Regions from separate parts of the Homo sapiens genome. Here regions 1 and 2 are each linked to region 3. The links are chromatin loops, found by intact Hi-C in ENCODE. Cell type or tissue: dorsolateral prefrontal cortex. All regions are shown on one strand. Each heading gives the region's core, and the rest is flanking DNA. Links, peaks and the distances in the headings are about the cores only. Region 1 has its middle 50 kb from the start of LRRC74A. Region 2 overlaps SPTLC2 (serine palmitoyltransferase long chain base subunit 2). Region 3 has its middle 11 kb from the start of ZDHHC22.

Region 1 (6,361 bases), core at 411-5,410, 280 kb before region 3:
AGTGATTCTGCATAGTGAGCACTGTAGAATCCCCATTTTGCAGCCAGGGAAACGGGGGCGGAGGGGGGCGTGTGGAGAATTTAAGCATTTTGCCCAAGGTGCCCCAGCCAGTAAGTAGCAACGCCAAGATCCAGGCCCTGGCAATACAGCTGTGGCTCCCTGAGGGCTTAGCCACGTTGCCTCCCCGCCCCTCTGCCAGGCTGGACTGGCTAACGGAAGGCGGCGAAGGCTGAGATGGTGCTCTGTGTGGCCAAATTCTCAAGGGCAAGTTGATGCCCTCTCCCCACCAGCTGCATGGCTCAGAAATTGTGCTGGGAGCAGGTGGGAGAAGCGGAGTGTGGATATCTGTGTACTAGAACTATGAAGGGATTAAGCCTGCGAATTCTGGCATTTGACACTCCTGGGTTTGAATTCTGTTTGGCTTCACCAATTACCATCTCTGACTCTGAGCAATTCATTTATCCTCTCTGAATCTCAGTTTGCTCATCTGTAAACAGGAATGTTAGTGGTACCACCTCCTCTATAGGGTGTGTCCTCTGTGGCTGGAGCAGATGGAAAGAAGGAAAGCATGGTGGAAGTGAGTTCAGAGGGAATGTGTTCAGGTCAGGTGGGGGCTTGAAGGCCATCAGAGAACATGGCTGTGAAGATTTAATGAAATCACACACATGAAACACCAAGCCCAAGGCCTGGCATACAGTAAGTGCCTAATATAAGCATGCCCTCCTTACAGTGGTGTTCCACTCCTGAGAGGGAGAGGTATGGGGAGCTGGAGGACCAGCAGAGCACAGGAGGGACCAAACTGAACAGCTATCTTTGAAACACCCAACTAATAGGTGTTGGAAATACCATGGGGGGTGTTCCAATCTCAGGCCATGGCTTCAGGCTGGCATTAAAACAGAAGAATTTGTCCATGGTCTTGGAGGGTGGGGTGGGAAGACCAGGGGCCAGCAGCACTGGGGGGTGTGGTGTGGGCAGCGCAGTATCATAGGCCTGAAAGAACAGGAGACAGAGAGACATCCGGCATTTTTTTTTTTTTTTTGGCTTCCCACCTGGGCTGAAAAATGCCCTACCTTACAAGTGTTGGGGAAGGCAGCTGGGACATAGGATTATGCCTACCCAGATAGCCACTCCAAATACAGGAGCTGGCACCAAAGAACCAAGGGCTACAGAGAATTCCCTGTGGTAGCTGCAACGTTGAAGTTCAGTGGAGTTCCCGGGGCAGCAGTGGTAACGGTGCAGGGTGTCATTCATGGTCCCGGGCCTGCAGGTTCACGATGCAAACTGCAGCCTCTGGTGTCTGACTATGGTGGCAGCTGTGGTGTCCTCAGGCGACCAGGCCTGCCTTGCCAAGTGGGGGCTTGGGATTTGTTTTGTTTTGTTTTAAACAAAAGAACACAATGACTGGCAAGGCCAGCCTGTGCCCTAAACACGAACTCCTGCCCAGTGGCCTTGAACCATTCTTCAAGAAGCAGGTGTCCTGGAGGGGAGGGAACCCAAGGGCAGCTGGGGTGAGGCTGCCCCAGGCCCGGGAGCTCCTTTTATGGAAGGTCATCCAGGGAACCCTCAGAGGGCTTTGGCTTGTGTTGCCACCACCCTAGGCAGTCTGTGGATGAAACAGAGTGACTGGCTAAATGCTGTGGGGTCCAGGCTACCTGAGACATGATTTGTGCTTGTGTGGATGTGTTATTTGATGATAAAGAATATAGTTGGTCTTCTTCCCGGTTCTTGGCACAGAGCTTCAAAACCCTTGTAATTTCCTGAGAGATGAAAATCTTTGTTATGCTAAAGAGGTGGCTCAGGGTGGACCCCTAGATCACTTTAGGCAGGTGCTGGTCACCAGAAAGACCACCCACAGGATTAGAGGTTGGTACTTTTGGCCAATAGACTTCCAGGAAGGAGAGAGGGGGCTGGAGATTGAGTTTAGTCATGTGGCCAGTGTTCACTCAAGCAAGCCTAGGCAATGAAACCCCAGTAAATACTCTGCACACTGAGGCTCTGCAGAACTCCCTGGTTGGTGAACACATTGAGATGCCAGAGGCTGGCGATCCCTGATTCCATGGGAAGAGAACATGGAAGCTCTGTGCTCCCTCCCAGACCTTGCCCTCTGTCACTGTTCGTGTGCCTGTTCCCGAGCTGTATCTTTGTAATAAAGCTGTGATTTTATAAGCACAGTATCGTGCTTTCAGTGAGCTTTGAGTCATTCCAGCAAATTATCAAAACTGGGGAAGCAGTGGGGATGCTCAAATTTGTAGCTGGCTGGTCAGAAGTGCAGGTGGTCTGGGTGCCCAACTTGCAGCTGGTACTGAAACAGAGGCAGTTTTGTGGAGGACTGAGCCCGAAAACTAAAGTCTGCTGCCAACCCTAGGGGGGTTAGTGTCAGAACTGAATTGCGGTTACTCCTGTTGGTATTCCTCCAGGTGGGATGGAAATGGAGCACATGTACACAGCAGCATACTCGCATTTGAATTTCAGAGATGAGGTGTGTGTGCTCCAATGTGCCCATGCCCCAAAAGAGGGGCTTGTCTGTGAGCTAAGTCCAAGCCCCTCCTGCTTTCTGACCTGTGTCTAACAACCCTGATTCAGTGCAGCCACTCCCGGCTGTACCTCTGCTTTCCCAGCAGAGGGTGCTCCAACCCCACAAGTACCCCATCTCCATAGCCTTTCCCAGCTCCCTAAGGCTCAGTTGAGATGCACAGAAGAAAATAGGACCCCACACTGGCTCAGGGAAATCAAATTCTTATTAGGTGCCCTCAGAAAAGCAGCAATGCAGCCAGCTTCAGTGACACAGATTGCACCAGGGGAGCCTGGGCCATAGCCTTCAGCCTCCCTGCGACGTCCAGGTTCTGTGGGAGCTGAGCTTATACAATTTAGGGGCCCTCTTTAAAAAAAAAATACAGCCAGGTGCGGTGACTCACGCCTGTAATCCCAGCACTTTGGAAGGCAGAGGCGGGTGGATCACCTGAGGTCAGGAGTTCTAGACCAGGCTGGCCAACATGGTGAAACCGTGTCTCTACTAAAAATACAAAAATTAGCCAGGCATGGTGGCAGGCACCTGTAATCCCAGCTATTCAGGGTTGGGGGGCAGGAGGCACCGAGGCAGGAGAATCACTTGAACCCGGGAGGCAGAGGTTGCAGTGAGCTGAGATGGCACCATTGCACTCCAGCCTGGGGGACAAGAATGAGACTTTGTCTCAAAAAAAAAGAAAAAAATACAAATTCACAAATACAATGTTAGGGATAGAAAGTGGATGTTTAGAATGAGGGGGAAGAATCACAACAAATGACACATTTTCTTAAAGCTGACAAGACCATAAGCATCAAATCCCCCCAGGGCCTTGGAAGGGGCCTCACTGCAGTGCAGGTCCCTGCAGCTTGAGTTTTTTTAGCTTCTCAGCAACTCTGGCCCACCTGCCACATCTAGTAGCTGCAGGAAGGGAAGTCCAGGCAAGCAACCAGACACCTTCTGAATACAACTACAACCTTGCGAGTAGCTTGTCTATTTCTCCACGCCTCTCTCTTCTTCCCTGTCCTTGGAGCAGCCAGCTGTGGTCACATAATAAACGTGGGTGAGATGCTATCCCTTCCTTCCCTCTCTGTCAAACCCAGGAGGCTGCCACCCACCCCCTCTGATTTTGAGGAGTGTGAGGCAGTTCTTTGGGCTTCTCTCTCCTTGAGTCCTTGCCCCACAGTGGGTCTTCAGTCTACTAAGTGTTATTTCAAGACTGTAGGCCGGGCGTGGTGCCTCATGCTTAGTAATCCCAGCACTTTGGGAGGCCAACGCGGGCGGATCACGTCAGGAGATCGAGACCACCATGAAACCTCGTCTCTACTAAAAATACAAAAAATTAGCCGGGCATGGTGGCGGGCGCCTGTAGTCCCAACTACTCGGAGAGGCTGAGGCAGGAGAATGGCGTGAACCTGGGAGGCAGAGCTTGCAGGGAGCCGAGATCGTGCCACTGCACTCCAGCCTGGGCGACACAGCAAGACTCTGTCTCAAAAAAAAAAAAAAGAAAAAGAAAAAAAAGACTGTAAAACCCACAGCCCCAAAATGCCTTTCCCAAGTGCACTGTGATGCAAGAAATAACCCCTTCTAGAAATTAGTAGGGAAAAAACAGAAGGCAAATTATCTGGGGTAAAGGGGGAGAATGCACATTTATTTATACCAAAGTGTAAATGACTTCACTGACATTCAGTAAATACTTATTAAGGGCTCTCTGTGTGTCCTGTGCTGTGTGGGTGTTTGGGATACATCAGTGAATAAAAAAAGACAAAACCTGTCTCTCATGTGAAGTTTGCATTCTAGCAAGAGAAGACTGACCAATAATGTAAGAAATAAGTGAATCATACAGTATATTAGAAGTGCTATGGGGAAAAATAGAGCCAGGAGGCTGGCAGGCTTGCAGGCCTTGTGGGAAGCCACGCGGCATCTGGGGGAAGCACTTAAGAGGGCACAGCTGAAGAAAAGTCTCCATGCAGGAGCCCTTTGGTGTGTCCCTTGTGGCCAGAGCAGATGGAGGGAAGGAGAGCAAGCGTGGTACAAGCAAGTTCAGAGGGAACATGGCCAGGTCAGGTGGGGCCTTGAGGGCCATCAGGGAACGTGGGTGTCTAAAGGAGACGGCTCTGCAGGGTGAGGGCAGAGTCATAGCATACTCCAAGACCTTTTTAAAATGATAGTGTGGGTCAGGCACAGTGGCTCACACCTGTAATCCCAGCGCTTTGGGAGGCTGAGGCAGGTGGGTCACTTGAGGTCAGGAGTTCGAGGCCAGCCTGGCCAACATGGCGAAACCCCATCTCTACAAAAATACAAAAATTAGCTGGGTGTGGTGGCGGGCACCTGTAATCCCAGCTACTCAGGAGGCTGAAGGAGGAGAATTGCTTGAACCTGGGAGATGGAGGTTGCAGTGAGCTGAGATCACACCACTGCACTCCAGCCTGGGTGACAGAGCAAAACTCTGTCCTTTAAAAAAAAAAAAAAAAAAAAAAAAGTTACTGTGGGCCAGACACAGTGGTTCATGCCTGTAATCCTAGCACTTTGGGAGGCCAAGGTGAGAAGACTGCTTGGGCCAAGACCAACCTGGCCAACATAGCAAGACCCCATCTCTGTTTTTTTTTTTAAGAGAATACCGTGGCTGGTGTGTTGACAACCAACTTTAGGGATCCCAGGGAGAATCAGGAAAATAAACTGAGAAGCCATTGCAATAATGCAGGCAAGAGAAGAAGGTGGAGGCAGTGGAGGTGATGAAATGTGGGCAGAGCCTGGATATATTTTAAAGGTGAAGACAAGATTCCCTCACACGGGATAGGGACTGTTGGAGAAACATGAGTCAAGAATGCCCCCGAGGCTTGGGGCCTGAGCAATGGGAAGGATGAAGTCTTCATCACCTGAGATGGAGAAGACACTGGTGGAATAGATTTGGGTGTTGGGAGGTAGAGAGAAAGAAAATCAGGAATTACTTTGGGGAAGTCTACTAGGTATTGTGGAGAGGAGTCAGGTGGCCATTAGAAATACAAAAATGGGCCAGGTGTGGTGGCCTGTAATCCCAGCACTTTGGGAGACTGAAGTAGGATGATCGCTTGAGCCCAGGAGTTCAAGACCAGTCTGGGCAACAAAGTAAGATCCCGTATCTACAAAAAAATCAAAAAATTAGCTGGGCATGGTAGTGTGTTCCTGTGTTCCCAGCTACTCAGGAGGCTGAGGTGGGAGGATCGCTTAAGCCCAGGAGATCAAGGCTGCAGTAAGCTGAGATCACGCCACTGCACTCCAGCCTGGGTGACAGAACAAGACCTTGTCTCAAAAATTAAAAAAAAAAAACATCCAAAAGTGGGCTTTGGCTGGGGGTGGTGAACTAGGGTGCGTATTTGGGAGTGCTGTGTGTGTAGATGTTATTTAATGCCATGAGGCCAAATGAGGTCCCGAAGGGTCTGAGTGCGGACAGAGAAGAAAAGGGACCAAGGCCCGAGGAACACCAGCGTGACGAAGACTGCCAGGAGGGAAAGACCCAGCAAAGGGGACTGAGAGGAGAGCCCAGTGAGTGCACAGCCCAGAGTGTGGGGTTCTGGAAAGTGACCAAGCAAAAAGGTGGCCCCGCAAAGTCTTTCCCAAAAACAGTGGGGGTGGGTGGGCAGTGCGAGGACAGCACAGGTGGGCCCCAAGTGTCTGATTGACAACAAAGGAGGGGGGCAGGCACTAAACTCCGACTCTCCCAACAGGACCCCACTCTAGTCTTTGGTTGTCACTGTCACACCAGAACTCAAGGACTCTCTGTCTAGCTGGGAGGAAATCAGAGGTAGGAGACACTGGGCAGAAGTCATCAATCTCATGGTCTCCAAGACTAGGGCAGTTTCTCCTACAACCCCTCCT
Region 2 (6,361 bases), core at 554-5,553, 400 kb after region 3:
TGATTTGGTCAAACACTTTGCCTTGATTCGTATGTAGATACTACAGCTAAATTTCCATTAGTGGACACGGATTAGTGATGTGTAAAGTAAAAGTTAGAATTTCAAATGTCTAGTGGAATTTAACAGAATTTCCTAGGCCTCATTTTTTCTACTCCCTGGCCTGTGCTCAGTATTCCCACTCCAGGTACAGGCATCCTGGCAGCACAATTCCCATTCATTATTATCTCACCTGAGATCCTAGTGAAGTTGCCTTTCAAGATCTGTCAACCTAGTCATATGTCCTGTTCTTCCTTGGGAAAAGGATAGAAACTGGAGGGGAAATGCGGAAAAAGTTGGGAGGAAGGGGAAAGGAGCGCTCACAAAGTCGTGTGGAAACTGGATCTCACCTTCCCTTACATGCTGCAGCTTTTCTGAAGGCTCTGTACTCTCACCAAAGAGCAACATTTCTTCACACAAAAAGATGAAAACATTTAACAATAAGCAACCACATATACATGTTTAAGCCTTACTTTCAATACCAGGTACTTAATGTACTCTGGAATCCAACAATAACAAAGTTTTAATGATAAATGTAATATATTCACTGACATGGTTTGGATGTTTGTCCATCTCAGGATGGAATGTGATCCCCAATGACGGAGGTAGGGCCTGGTGGGAGGTGTGTGGATCATGGGGAGGATCCTCGTGAATGGCTTGCTGCCATCCTTGGGTAATGAGTGAGTTCTCGCTCTGAGTTCTCCCAAGATCTGGTTGTTTAAAAAAGCATGGTACTTCTCCTTGAGACTGCATCTCAAAAAAAAAAAAACCAGCCACAAATTCTTTGACATGCCTCCACTGGGGAGGTGGAATCTAGTTCCCCACCCCTTCAATCCGGGATGGCCTTAGTGACCTGCTTGTTAACAACAGGTCAGAAAAGGTCATGGGGTTTCCGCCAGGTTCTTTGGAATGCTTGCTCTCTGAAGCATCCTTTCTGGGTACACAGTCACGATGTCATGAGGAGCCTAAGCCACATTGAAAAGATACATGCATGAAGGTGCTCTGGTCAACAGCCTCAGCTGAGCCTGGCTCCAAGTCACTCCAGCCCAGGTGACATGTGAGTGGAAAAGCTTCCAGATGATCCCAACCACCAACCATCTCAGTCTTTCCAGACACTTGAGTCTTCCAGGCCAGCCCCAGACAACAGAGCAAAGACAAGTCATCCCTGCTGTGCCCTGACCGAATTCTTGACCTGTGGCATCTGTGAGCATAATCAGATGGCTGTTGTGTCACATCACTAAGCTTTGGGGGTGGCTAGAGGCAAAAACTAGAAAACTTGTGCTGATCCAAAGCCTATATATAATTACCATGTTTCATTTTCTCACTACTAGCACAGCCCAGATTTCATCATTTAGTACAGATAAGTCATTTATCTGGGGGTAATGTGTCACACAGATCCATGTTCTGGAACAGGGCAAATAAATTATCCAATGTTAACTTTGATAGCTCTTAGCCATTTCTTAGTCACCTAAACCTGTGTGCTGAATCAGTAAGGTAAGTGTGCCTATGTGAAGTACCTAGAGAAATGCTAGCTGTATGTATATATATGTGTGTATATATGTCTGTCTCTCAGATTCACACACAGTTTCCACTAACACCACATCAGAAGGAGAGGAGATATAGCTGTTATTAACAGGGAGCTATTCACAGGCTCCACTATGTGTTTGCAACATTAATAAAACAACTTCTTCAAGGAATTAATTCACAAAACTGAAAATGATCACATTTCACTATTTCCAAAAATCTCTCATTAGAGATAACAAGGATCTAGCACAGATCAGAAAAAATGTTAAGGTAAAATTCTGATTTAAGAAAACAGTCGACTGGGCGCGGTGGCTTACGCCTGTAATCCCAGCATTTTGGGAAGTCAAGGCAGGCAGGTCACCTGAGGTCGGGAGTTCGAGACCAGCCTGACCAACACGGAGAAACCCGGTCTCTACTAAACATACAAAATTAGCCGGGTGTGGTGGCGCATGCCTGTAATCCCAGCTACTCGGGAAGGCTGAGGCAGGAGAATCGCTTGAACCTGGGAGGCAGAGATTGTGGTGAGCCAAGATCATGCCATTGCACTCCAGCCTGAGCAACAAGAGCAAAACTCCATCTCAAAAGAAAGAAAAGGAAAGGAAAAGAAAAGAAAAGAAAACAGTCAGCTGGGTGTGGTGGCTCACAGCTGTAATTCCAGCACGTTGGAAGGCCAAGGCAGGCAGACTGCTTGAGCCCAGGGGTTCAAGACCAACCTGGGCAACATGGTGAAACCCCATCTCTACAAAAAATACAAAAAAAATGGCCAGGTGTGGTGGCAGACTCCTGTGGTCCCAGCTACTTGGGAGGCTGAAACAGGAGAATCATGTGAACCTGGGAAGCGGAGGTTGCTGTGAGCTGAGATCGCACCACTACACTCCAGCCCGGGAGACAGAGCAAGACTCTGTCTCAAAAACAAAAACCAGAAAAAAAAAAAAAGAAAGAAAGAAAACAGTCTTAAACCAACCAAAATCAGATGTGCCACTTTATTCGATGCAAGCCAAATCAATCTTACAATAAAGTATTACATAACTGTAGAGTGGAGAGCTCATGGCTGATAATGTGAAATCTTTTACAAATGCCAAACTGACTTTACAAGCATTAAAAAAGCAACAACTGGGCCGGGCACGGTGGCTCACGCCTGTAATCCCAGCACTTTGGGAGCCCGAGGAGGGCGGATCACGAGGTCAGGAGATCGAGACCATCCTGGCTAATGCGGTGAAATCCCGTCTCTATTAAAAATACAAAAAAATTAGCCGGGCGTGGTGGCGGGCGCCTGTAGTCCCAGCTACTCGGGAGGCTGAGGCAGAATGGTGTGAACCCGGGAGGCAGAGCTTGCAGTGAGCCAAGATCACACCACTGCACTCCAGCCTGGGTGACAGAGTGAGACTCCGTCTCAAAAAAAAAAAAAAAAAAAAAAAGCGACAAGTGAAATTATTGTCTCATACATGCAATGAAAATATTTTTTAAAGTAAAGACAGACACCCAGTTGCTCCCCTTTTAGTACCACTGTTCTGCAGTCAATACTGCCCTCTGGTGTTGCAGAATAAAAGTCAAATGTCAGAAAGTGAACACTGAACTTCACTGTTCACAGTAGTATGTTTAAATCAAGGCATCTAGTTGGGACTACAAATCCCATCAAAGACAAAATAAACTGATTCAGGATGTCATTTATTATCTACCGTATATGAAAGTAGAAACTCTTTAAAAAGGCATTAAATCAGGAATACTAATTTATGAAAACAGCAGCTCTTAACTATGCTGTTAATGAAACATCACTAACAGTGAATTATACCTTCACATAAAATTATGTAATTCAAGAAAAACCTCGAAGGTATATTACCTCTGAGTTAAGAGGGTATGTAGGATAGTAAGAGTAAAGCCTCCCATCTATAAACAAGAAAATTCCATAGAAAGTGAGCCAGGGTCGTTCTCATGGCATATGTATCAAACACACTAAAAAAGTGTCCATGGAAACCACACACCAGCCAGCTCTGCCTATTAGTAAACCTGACTATTTATTTTAGGAAAAAAGCTCAAGAAAAACAGCACGTTTGGCTGCTAGGTGGACTTATGCAATGTTTCAAGAAAAGAAAGACTTACCAAGGCTGGTGCCATCCTGCCCCATGATGCACTTCATGGAGGTGATGATCTGCTCCACTACAGGAGGTGACAATGACGTGGCATACACTGCACTATGAGAATGTGTTCGCAGGTAGTCTATCAGCTCCTGGGGAGTTCACAGAGGCAGATAAGTAGAGACAATTCTTGCATTCACCGGCAATGTCAGTCCTTTCCTTCTAAGTTCTAGAGGACTCCTCACTTCAATGGCACTGGAATAGGGACACTAATCTGAGATACAAGGTCAACCAACATGGTCGAAGCATACCGCTGGCAACAACTGGGTCAGAAACATGGCAAAGTTCTTAGGTTTGGTTTTGTTTTTTAAACATGGAACAACATAAGAGAAAAACTAGTTTTAAAACAACCCCTCTAAATTTGGAGAATGTATCATTTAAAGTTAGAAATATGGCCGTGCATGGTGGCTCATGCCTGTAATCCCAGCAGTTTGGGAGGCCAAGGTGGGTGGATCTACTGAGGTCAGGAGTTCAAGACTGGCCTGACCAACATGGTGAAACCCCATCTCTACTAAAAATACAAAAATCAGCTGTGCGTGGAGGCGGGCACCTATAATCCCAGCTACTTGGGAGGCTGAGGCAGGAGAATCGCTTGAACCTAGGAGACGGAGGTTGCAGTGAGCTGAGATTGCGCCATTGCACTCCAGCCTGGGGGACAGAGTGAGACTCCGTCTTAAAAAAAAAAAAAAAAAAAAAGTTAAAAATAAATGAACACAGCTGAATTAAACAAGGTGTTTGGATTGCTTTTTAGATATAATGATTTAATTCCAAGTATCACAGAAAATGTCATCTGCAGCTCTGTGTGCCTATAAAGCCCATCCTTCTACCCCTAAATAACAGTTCTCTAACATCAACTTTAAGAGCATTAGAACTTCCTCCAGATATGCAGAAATGTATAAAATGATATAAATGTGAAATAGAAACTTACAAGGTATTTTATTAAAATGCCAATGACATCTCACTGAATAAAGTAAAACTCTGTCATTTACAAGGATTTCAAAAAAACTTAATTGTATATCCCTATTCTCTGATATCTTTTAATTTCACCAAATCTTTAAAATGCACACACAAGAAGCTTATGTACCAGAACAAATTAGGGGGACACAAATGTGGCTATGAAACAGTTTTATCTCAAAAATATTAAAAATTGTACTAAAAAAACCAAAAGCACAAATATATTGTACTTTAATGATCTCCCAGAGTATTATTTTTCTATCCTTTGGTTCACAGCCACAAAGCTTACTAAAAAACAACTCTCCAAAGTGAGCCTGGTCCCATTAACAAAAAGGTAATATTTGAGATAAAAATCTATCAAACCTGGCCAGGTGCAGTGGCTCACACCTGTAATCCTAGTACTTTGGGAGGCCGAGGCGGGCAGATCACGAGGTCAAGAGATCGAGACCATCCTGGCCAACACGGTGAAACCCTGTCTCTACTAAAAATACAAAAAATTAGCTGGGCATGGTGGCACGTGCCTGTAGTCCCAGCTACTTGGGAGGCTGAGGCAGGAGAATCGCTTGATCCCAGGAGGCGGAGGTTGCAGTGAGCCAAGATTGTGCCACTGAACTCCAGCCTGGCAATGGAGTAAGGCTTGGTCTCAAAAAAAAAAAAAAAAAAAAATCTATCAAAGCTGATTAAAAGTCACTGAAAATGAGTTCTCTCTAACAGGCAATCAAGTATTAAAAGAATGACCTTTTTTTCTGTGATAGGGTCTTGCTCTGTTGCCCAGGCTGCAATGCAGTGGTGTAATCACGGCTCACTGCATCCTTGATCTCCCAGGCTCAAGCAATCCTCTCATCTCAGCCTCCCCCATAGTTGGGACTACAGGCATGTGCCACCACCACACCCAGCTAATTTTTTTACTTTTTTGTAGAGATGAAGTCTCACTATGTTGCCCAGCTGGTATTGAACTCCTGGGCTCAAGTAATCCTCCCACTTCAGCCTCTCAAAGTGCTGGGATTACAGGTGTGAGCTACTGTGCCCAGCATAACCATTCTTTAATACTCCGAATATTGAGTGGTGAAGCAAAATTAAGAACATTTATGAGCACCTCCTCTGTGCCATATACAAATACCTGACATACATTATTTTTTCCCTAACATTGCAATCAACGTTTAAAAATAACAGCTTCATTGTGATATAAGCCACATACACAGAATTCACCGTTTTAAAGCACAATTCAGTGGTTTTTAGTATATCCAGAGTTGTGCCACTTTTACCACTAATTTTAGAACATTTCCATAACCCTGAAAGGAAACCTCATACCCATTAGCATTCACTTTCCATTTCCCTATCCCCTCCGCCTCCGGCAACTACTAATCTACTTTCTGTTTCTATGCTTATTCTAGGTATCACATATTTTAAAACATGCAATATGTGACTTTTTGTGACTTTTTTCACTTACCATAATGTTTTTAAGGTGCACCCACGTTGTAGCATGGACATATATTACTTTTTAAACCCTTACTACAATCTTACAAGCTGGGCATATTTATCTCCATTTTACTGACAAGGAAACTGGGAGGTTAAATGTTTTCCCTGAGGTCTAACAAAGTAAGCCGAGAAATATTCAGACCCAGGCCTCTGTCTTTATGGTTCACCATTTCGACCACACCACAGATTCTTACCTGCATCAAAATTCACCGTATGATTTTTTTCTGACTACA
Region 3 (6,361 bases), core at 852-5,851:
TATCAAATTTTGCTCTAGAGCTTCATCTTCAACTTTGGCCCCTGAAAGGCTGAATTGCCAAGTTCAGACTTAAGCATCATTTCTGGGTTTCCTAGACTGGGGCATGATCCATGATCCTGTGGCTGTGTTACATGGACTTTGCATGCAATAAGCGTAACAACCTGTTATACAGGCATATCATTTGGATGTACTGTGATAAACACTTTTAAATATGGATGACCTTCTATGTGTAAATTGTAATGAATATATTCTTTCGTGCTCTATGTGTTGAAATTCTATCAATGTATAAATGTACGTTTATTATTGCAAGAGTAAAATGCTGTAATCATTTATGATTGTAAACATTGTCCCTTTTATGTACGGAAATAATTATTGAGAGCTTTTAAGTATTCAGATTTAGAAGGAAACACATAGCTAATACAAATTTTGAAAAATATGTCAGCTAGATACTTTTAAAAGATACTTTTTAAAGACTTGAAAACATTTTTAAATTTTTTTAGAGACAGGGTCTCACTCTGTCACCCCTAGGCTAAAGTACAGTGGCACTATCATAGCTCACTGAAGCCTAGAACTCCTGGGTTCAAGGAATCCTCCTGCCTCAGCCTCCCAAGTAGCTGGTATTACAGTCTTCAGTCACTACATCTGGCTTAAAGATACATTTTGAGGCAACAACAACAAAAAAATTAAAATAATAATATGAAGGAGAATAATATGGATTAGATTATATCAGAGTTCTAATCTGTGTAGAATTGTTTGGGATACTAATATTCATGGCACTAAACAAAATAACCTTTTAAAACTGTATTCCATTTTTAGTTACTTTATTCTATGTAAGCCATGAATCTTTTTTTAAGCCCTATTTGTAACTCTTTATATCTTATAAAGATAAAATAAAAACAGAATCTCAGCTTAACCAACCTCATAATTTCATAAATAGGGAAACCTCCAAAATCACATATATTAATAACAATATCTATGGTAAATTATATTTAACTCAGTATGGAATATAAAGAATATGAAAAAAAGAAAAACTATTATCGTTATTATTATTTGAGACGGAGTCTCTCTCTGCTGGAGGGCAGTGGCATGATCTCGGCTCACTGCAACCTTTGCCTCCCGGGTTCAAGCGATTTTCTTGCCCCAGCCTCCCAAGTAGCTGGGACTATAGGTGCCCACCACCACGCCCAGCTAATTTTTTGTATTTTTAGTAGAGATGGGGTTTCGCCATGTTGCCCAGGCTGGTCTTGAACTCCTGCCTTCAGGTGATCCACCCACCTCGGCCTCCCAGAGTGCCGGAATTACAGGCGTGAGCCACCGCGCCTGGCCAAGAAAAAATTATTAGAACAAGTGAGGCATCACACTCCTCTGCCATTCAGTCAAAAGTAAGCACCAATTTATTAACACAAACATTACATAATACATGATACAGGAGCAATCTCGCTACTGCTAGCACTAAGAAAATGTTGTTCTTGCACTATAACATTAAACTGTTAAATACTGACAGTGAAATGCACCAATAAGGAAACTGTCATCACAGAGAATCTCTGATAAAATTTTAGATGTACTCCTTTATCAAAGGCATTGGCTTGGGCTTCGGCTGAATACGGATTGTAACAATTGACCATCTGGTGTTCAGCCAAAATGTGTGTTGAGTGCATCTCTAACTTTAGATTATTTCCAATTTCTCACTATTATTAGCAACATTGCAATGAACGTCCTAACACAAACAACTCTATGGGACCCTGTGATTATTTCCTTGGCTGAATTCCAAGAAGTGGAATGGCTGGGTCAAAAGGATCCCTATTGCCAAACCATCCTCCAGAAAGTTTGTGCCAGCTTCCTTCCCACTTAAGGAGTGAGGGGCTTGTAACCTGCCTTCTCACCAGCTCCGGGACCTGCTTTTCCAATCCCCCACAGAGGCTGGGAGTTGGATGGTAGAGAATGGCATCCTTCAGCCAGCCCCAGACGCCCCCTGGAGCCCACGATTGCAATTGTAGCTATAATTTATTTTGTGTTTACCTCGTTTCTGGCATTGTGGTAGACCTTTTCTTCCTGCATTTCAATCCCCTCAATTATGGTTCAAAGTAAATATGGCTGGCTTCATCTTATAGATGAGAAAACTGAAACTCAAAGGGTTGGACGGCCCTGCTTTTAGCCCTAATGGAAATCTCCAGGGGCCTGTTCAAGCAACAGTCTGCAACCCTATTCCTGCAGGTAAATGAAACCTGCAAGGTCCAATCCCCACGACCCCAACTGTTCAGCCCCTCTTGGGATCAGGGATCCCTGCGCCCTCCCAGCCAGCACAGTTTCTAGCCAGGGCCTAAAGGTGGAAAAGAAGGTGACCACCCGGTGGGCTCAGCTCTGTGCTGTACATTGTCTCATGTAGGTCTCAAATGGCCAGGAGAGATACCTTTATCTTATATGAAAGGAGACAGTGGCTCAGGAAAATATCCAAGAGCTCGCAGCTAGGAAATGGCAGGAATGCAGATAAGGACCTGAACCAGAGGACACACTCAGGGCATGTTCATAGAGTGGATGGAAGGATGAATAGATTCTACAGGGCCCTAGATGGTGAAACTACAGGAGCTAGACTACCACAGACCCTCTGTGTAAACCAGGTACTCCCAGGTGGGAAAGAAGAGGGCAGGATTTGAGCCACCCTGGTGGCAAGGGTCCTCTCTTTTTTCATTCTTTCAGGCAAGAGAAGTTGCATCTAGGGCTGCCTTGTACAGTTGTTCAGGTTCTACACTTTACAATTCCAGGGACCTCATTTTCACACATGTATATTTGGATAATTATTATAATAATTTTCCAGTAGATGGCAGTAAAGTATCTTGAGTTAAGGACACCCCTTTTCTGTACAAATATACTGTTTGGGCTATTTGCAGTGCTGGGTGCATCTCTCTACCAGCCCTCCAAACTGCTGAGAGGTTGCCTGACACCCTTTCCCTCCCTTGTCTCACCCCTTCATCGATTGCCTCAGAGTCTCAGAGTTGGGCTGGGGAGTTCAGAGGAGAGTGGCATTAGCACCAGAAAGCCCCAGCTGCATCCTTTATTCCAACAAAGGTGATGTTTGTAATGGGAAATCCTGGGTTCAAGACCCAGCTCCTGCATTTTTTTTTTTTTGAGACAGTTTCACTCTTGTTGCCCAAGCTGGAGTGCAATGGTGCAATCTCGGCATTGCAACCTTCATCTCCTGAGTTCAAGTGATTCTCCTGCCTCAGCCGAGTAGCTGGGATTACAGGCACATGCCACCACGCCCAACTAATTTTTTTGTATTTTTAGTAGAAATGGGGTTTCACCATATTAGCCAGACTGGTCTTGAATTCCTGACCTCAGGTGATCCGCCCGCCTCGGCCTCCCAAAGTGCTGGGATTACAGGTGTGAGCCACCACGCCCAGCCGCTCCTGCATTTCTTTCGAATGGTCTTATGCAAGTGACCTCAAAGTTCTGGGCCCTACTTTTCCTTTCTGAAAAGAGTGCAGTAATAATCCCTGCCCTTGGGGTTGCAAGGAACAAATGCTATTCTGAACATGACCAAGAATGGCTAGCTATAAAGCACTGCATCCATGAGTGTCCTCCTTACCCAGAGAGGATATGCTGCATTATTGTGGGAAGGGTGTGCCACAGACCACGTGGTGCTGCCTTGTCACAACACTCCCCCGAGTCACCTTCCCATAAGGGATCTCTCTCCTGGCTCTCCGCTGCTACTCTATCCCAAGGGGTTACTTTGACCTCTTCAGCCTCTGATCCAAGCTCCTTAGTATAGTTCATCCATTAGCCAGTCAATACATACTAGTAAGCATTTACTATGTGCTGGGGTCTATACTAATCTCTAGCCTCAAGTTGCTTACAGTCCCATGGGGGCAAAAAGTTAGTGTAGTTGCCATCTTGTTTCTTGTTTCTTGATAAAGCTAGGCTTTATCCCATTCCTCTGGGACCCCGGGGGAGAAAGAGACCTTACCCAGTTCCTGCCTTCCTAGTTCCTAGGACATTTAATGACTGGACACTATCCTTGGCCCCCACCATTGCAGCTCACTCCAAGTTGTAGAAGAGAAGCTCAGCTGGGCTCTTTTCTGCCTGTCTCATATGGGTCAGGGAAGCCTAGAACAAACTTGCTATGGATTTCACTTACAATTTGACACAGCTGTGAAGAAACAAGAAATCCAAAGTAGCAGTGGCTTAAATGAGCTAGACCTGCAGTTCCTTCTAATGTAAATGAAGTTCAGAGGCAGGCATTCCAGAGCTAATGTGGCCACTCTACAGTGCCAGGAGGGACCCAGGCTCTTTCCAGTTCCCTGTTCGGTCATCCCTCAGATGTGGTCTTCATCTTCACGATGGAGGTGTTAGCCCAGGGCTGGCAAAGTCCTTCATCACATCAGGGCCCAGGCTCCTTTTCTATCATTTCCTCCTCAATTCTTAGTACGCAGCCTCTACCTCATGGCCCAAAATAGCTTCTCATGCTCCAGCCATTGATTCAACATCCATCAGCAGGAAGTAGGAAAAAAAGTATGAGCAAGGGCATACCTTCTTTCTCTTAGGATACCCCCTGGAAATTACTTGTGGTACTTCTCTTTGTCTCCCATTGGTTAGAATTTAGCCACATGACCATATCTAGATGCAAAGAAGGTCAGCAGATGAGTCTTTATTCCAGGTGGCCCTGTGCTTAGCTAAAAATTGTAGGTCCAATTCCTAGAGAAGAAGAGGAGAATGGGAATTGAGGAACCATGAGAATTCTCTACTACATCTTGCCTATGAGGGGACATCTCCTTCCTACAGGGAACATCTCTACCTAGCAGTCTCCCCAGCATAAATTAAGCAGGAAAATAAAATAACCTAATAACCATAACACCACAGAACAAGGATTACACAAATACTGTAATGGGGTAATTTCCTCTCTGCATATAAATGACATTTGTGTTCTATTGTACTTATCATCATTGCCAACCCTTATCCTATAATCCCTGATGTGCTCAGCTGCCTCCAGTCCTATTCCTCCCGGTCCATGTATAGCATCTCCTCCCACAGCACTGAGACAAAGCCCTCTGTGCACCCATCTCTGCCTCCTCCCTTTCTAGGGTGGAATCTGGCTAAAGTTAAAGCTAGGGGAGAAATGAGGGGGAGGCCCCGCGACAGCGGCAGCTGCACAGCAGGGACAGGCGGCGGTTGCCTTGGTGAGCTGGGCAGAGATTTCTATGATGCTGCTAAATGTATTTTCCTGACCTGCCACCGCCTTCTCTTTCCTGCTTAGGAGACACCTTTCAGGAGCTGAGGCCCCTCATCTCAACTTCTTCTCTGCTCCCACCCTTTAAAATACTCATTTCCCTGCTCATTACCTCTTCCTGTAAGATTGGGTCTGGAGCCCTCAGACACCCTAGGTGTGGAGGGGGAATGGGGCATTAACACTGATTGAGTCTTGCAGGTATTTTTCCACGGACCTTCACAGCAGCCCTGCACCCTCATCCGCATTTGACAGATCAAGCCCTGAGCCTGAGAGCCGCTAGGTAGTTGGTAGTTGGTAGTTGGTCCAGGTCACCCAGCTTGTAGGTGGCAGACCTGGGACTGGAACCCCATGTGGGATTCTGAGGGTGGAATTTCAAGCAAGCTACCAGATGTGGGAGGAGACATTTGGGGGCAAGAGAATGTGCACAGCATTGGCTGTCCCTGCCAGCTTTTCAGGGATAATTTTGGAGCAGGGACGGAAAATCTGACCCTGCTGGTAAAATTAGCAGCAAACCATGTACCCTGGCCTGTGGTTTAAGGGGGTCACGTGAGACCAAGAGCTATAGGCACCACTGCCTGCTCCACTTGCCCTCTCTGTCCCCATACTCCCCAGGCAGTTTCACCATCACCCCCAAACTTGATCTCCAGGCACCCTGGCTCTGCCCTCTCTCCAACCTCTCCAAGCCCCAAAAAATCATCCCTCTACTCAGCAAAGGCAACCTTCAGTTCCCCACCTCCTCCCCTTGGTGCCCTGCCTGCTCAGCTCCAGTCCTGTCTTCCCCCCTCCCCACCCCACAGTCCCAAGCTGCTAGATCAGGGTAGTGCTGAGAACTTTTGGGGCCTGGGGTGGGAGTGGCGCGGAGGGGAGAGAAAGGGAAAGGGGAAGGGCATCTTCTCCCCTAGCAGAGCTGGCTCCACGGAGTGGAGTCCTGTGCTAGGAGGCCTGTCTGGGTAGCCCACTCACACTTCCCATGCTTCCCTCCCCTGTGGTTCCATTCAGCCATCTATCTGAGACAGAGAGAAGGGCAGAGCGTGGGAGGATAGTTTGGGGTTAAGGTTATCATGGCTCACCTCCTGGAAATAGGACTTGGGGACCAGAAGCTGGATTTCTGAAAGTTTATATGCATACACTTGCTTC

What was found. Peaks named below come from ENCODE experiments on the same cell type or tissue, not always from the same donor. Only the 100,000 strongest peaks of a DNase experiment are listed, where the experiment ranks them.
Region 1: it touches region 3 in a loop (2.6-fold over the local background); 13 of 110 quality-filtered maps call a loop at or near these places.
Region 2: a loop joins it to region 3, with 8 times the contacts of the local background. A loop is called at or near these places in 26 of 110 quality-filtered maps.

The regions. Positions count from the first base shown.
Region 1 is chr14:76,873,573-76,879,933 of GRCh38, forward strand. No RefSeq gene overlaps it. Among named protein-coding and RNA genes, the nearest start is that of LRRC74A, 50 kb to the left of the region's middle. In dorsolateral prefrontal cortex, for the core only: CTCF peaks have their summits at 2,606 (motif pointing right) and 2,809; a DNase peak (open chromatin) is centred at 2,609.
Region 2 is chr14:77,548,436-77,554,796 of GRCh38, forward strand. It overlaps SPTLC2 (serine palmitoyltransferase long chain base subunit 2), which reads right to left. Exons shown (of 12, transcript NM_004863.4): 9 at 3,661-3,787. Among named protein-coding and RNA genes, the nearest start is that of ISM2, 53 kb to the left of the region's middle. RefSeq lists an enhancer at 5,913-6,172. In dorsolateral prefrontal cortex, for the core only: a CTCF peak has its summit at 3,106 (motif pointing left); no DNase peak of the experiment used is centred there; H3K27ac peaks cover 2,396 bases.
Region 3 is chr14:77,149,542-77,155,902 of GRCh38, forward strand. No RefSeq gene overlaps it. Among named protein-coding and RNA genes, the nearest start is that of ZDHHC22, 11 kb to the left of the region's middle. In dorsolateral prefrontal cortex, for the core only: CTCF peaks have their summits at 1,956 (motif pointing left), 2,805 (motif pointing right) and 3,005; DNase peaks (open chromatin) are centred at 1,960 and 5,120; H3K27ac peaks cover 1,501 bases.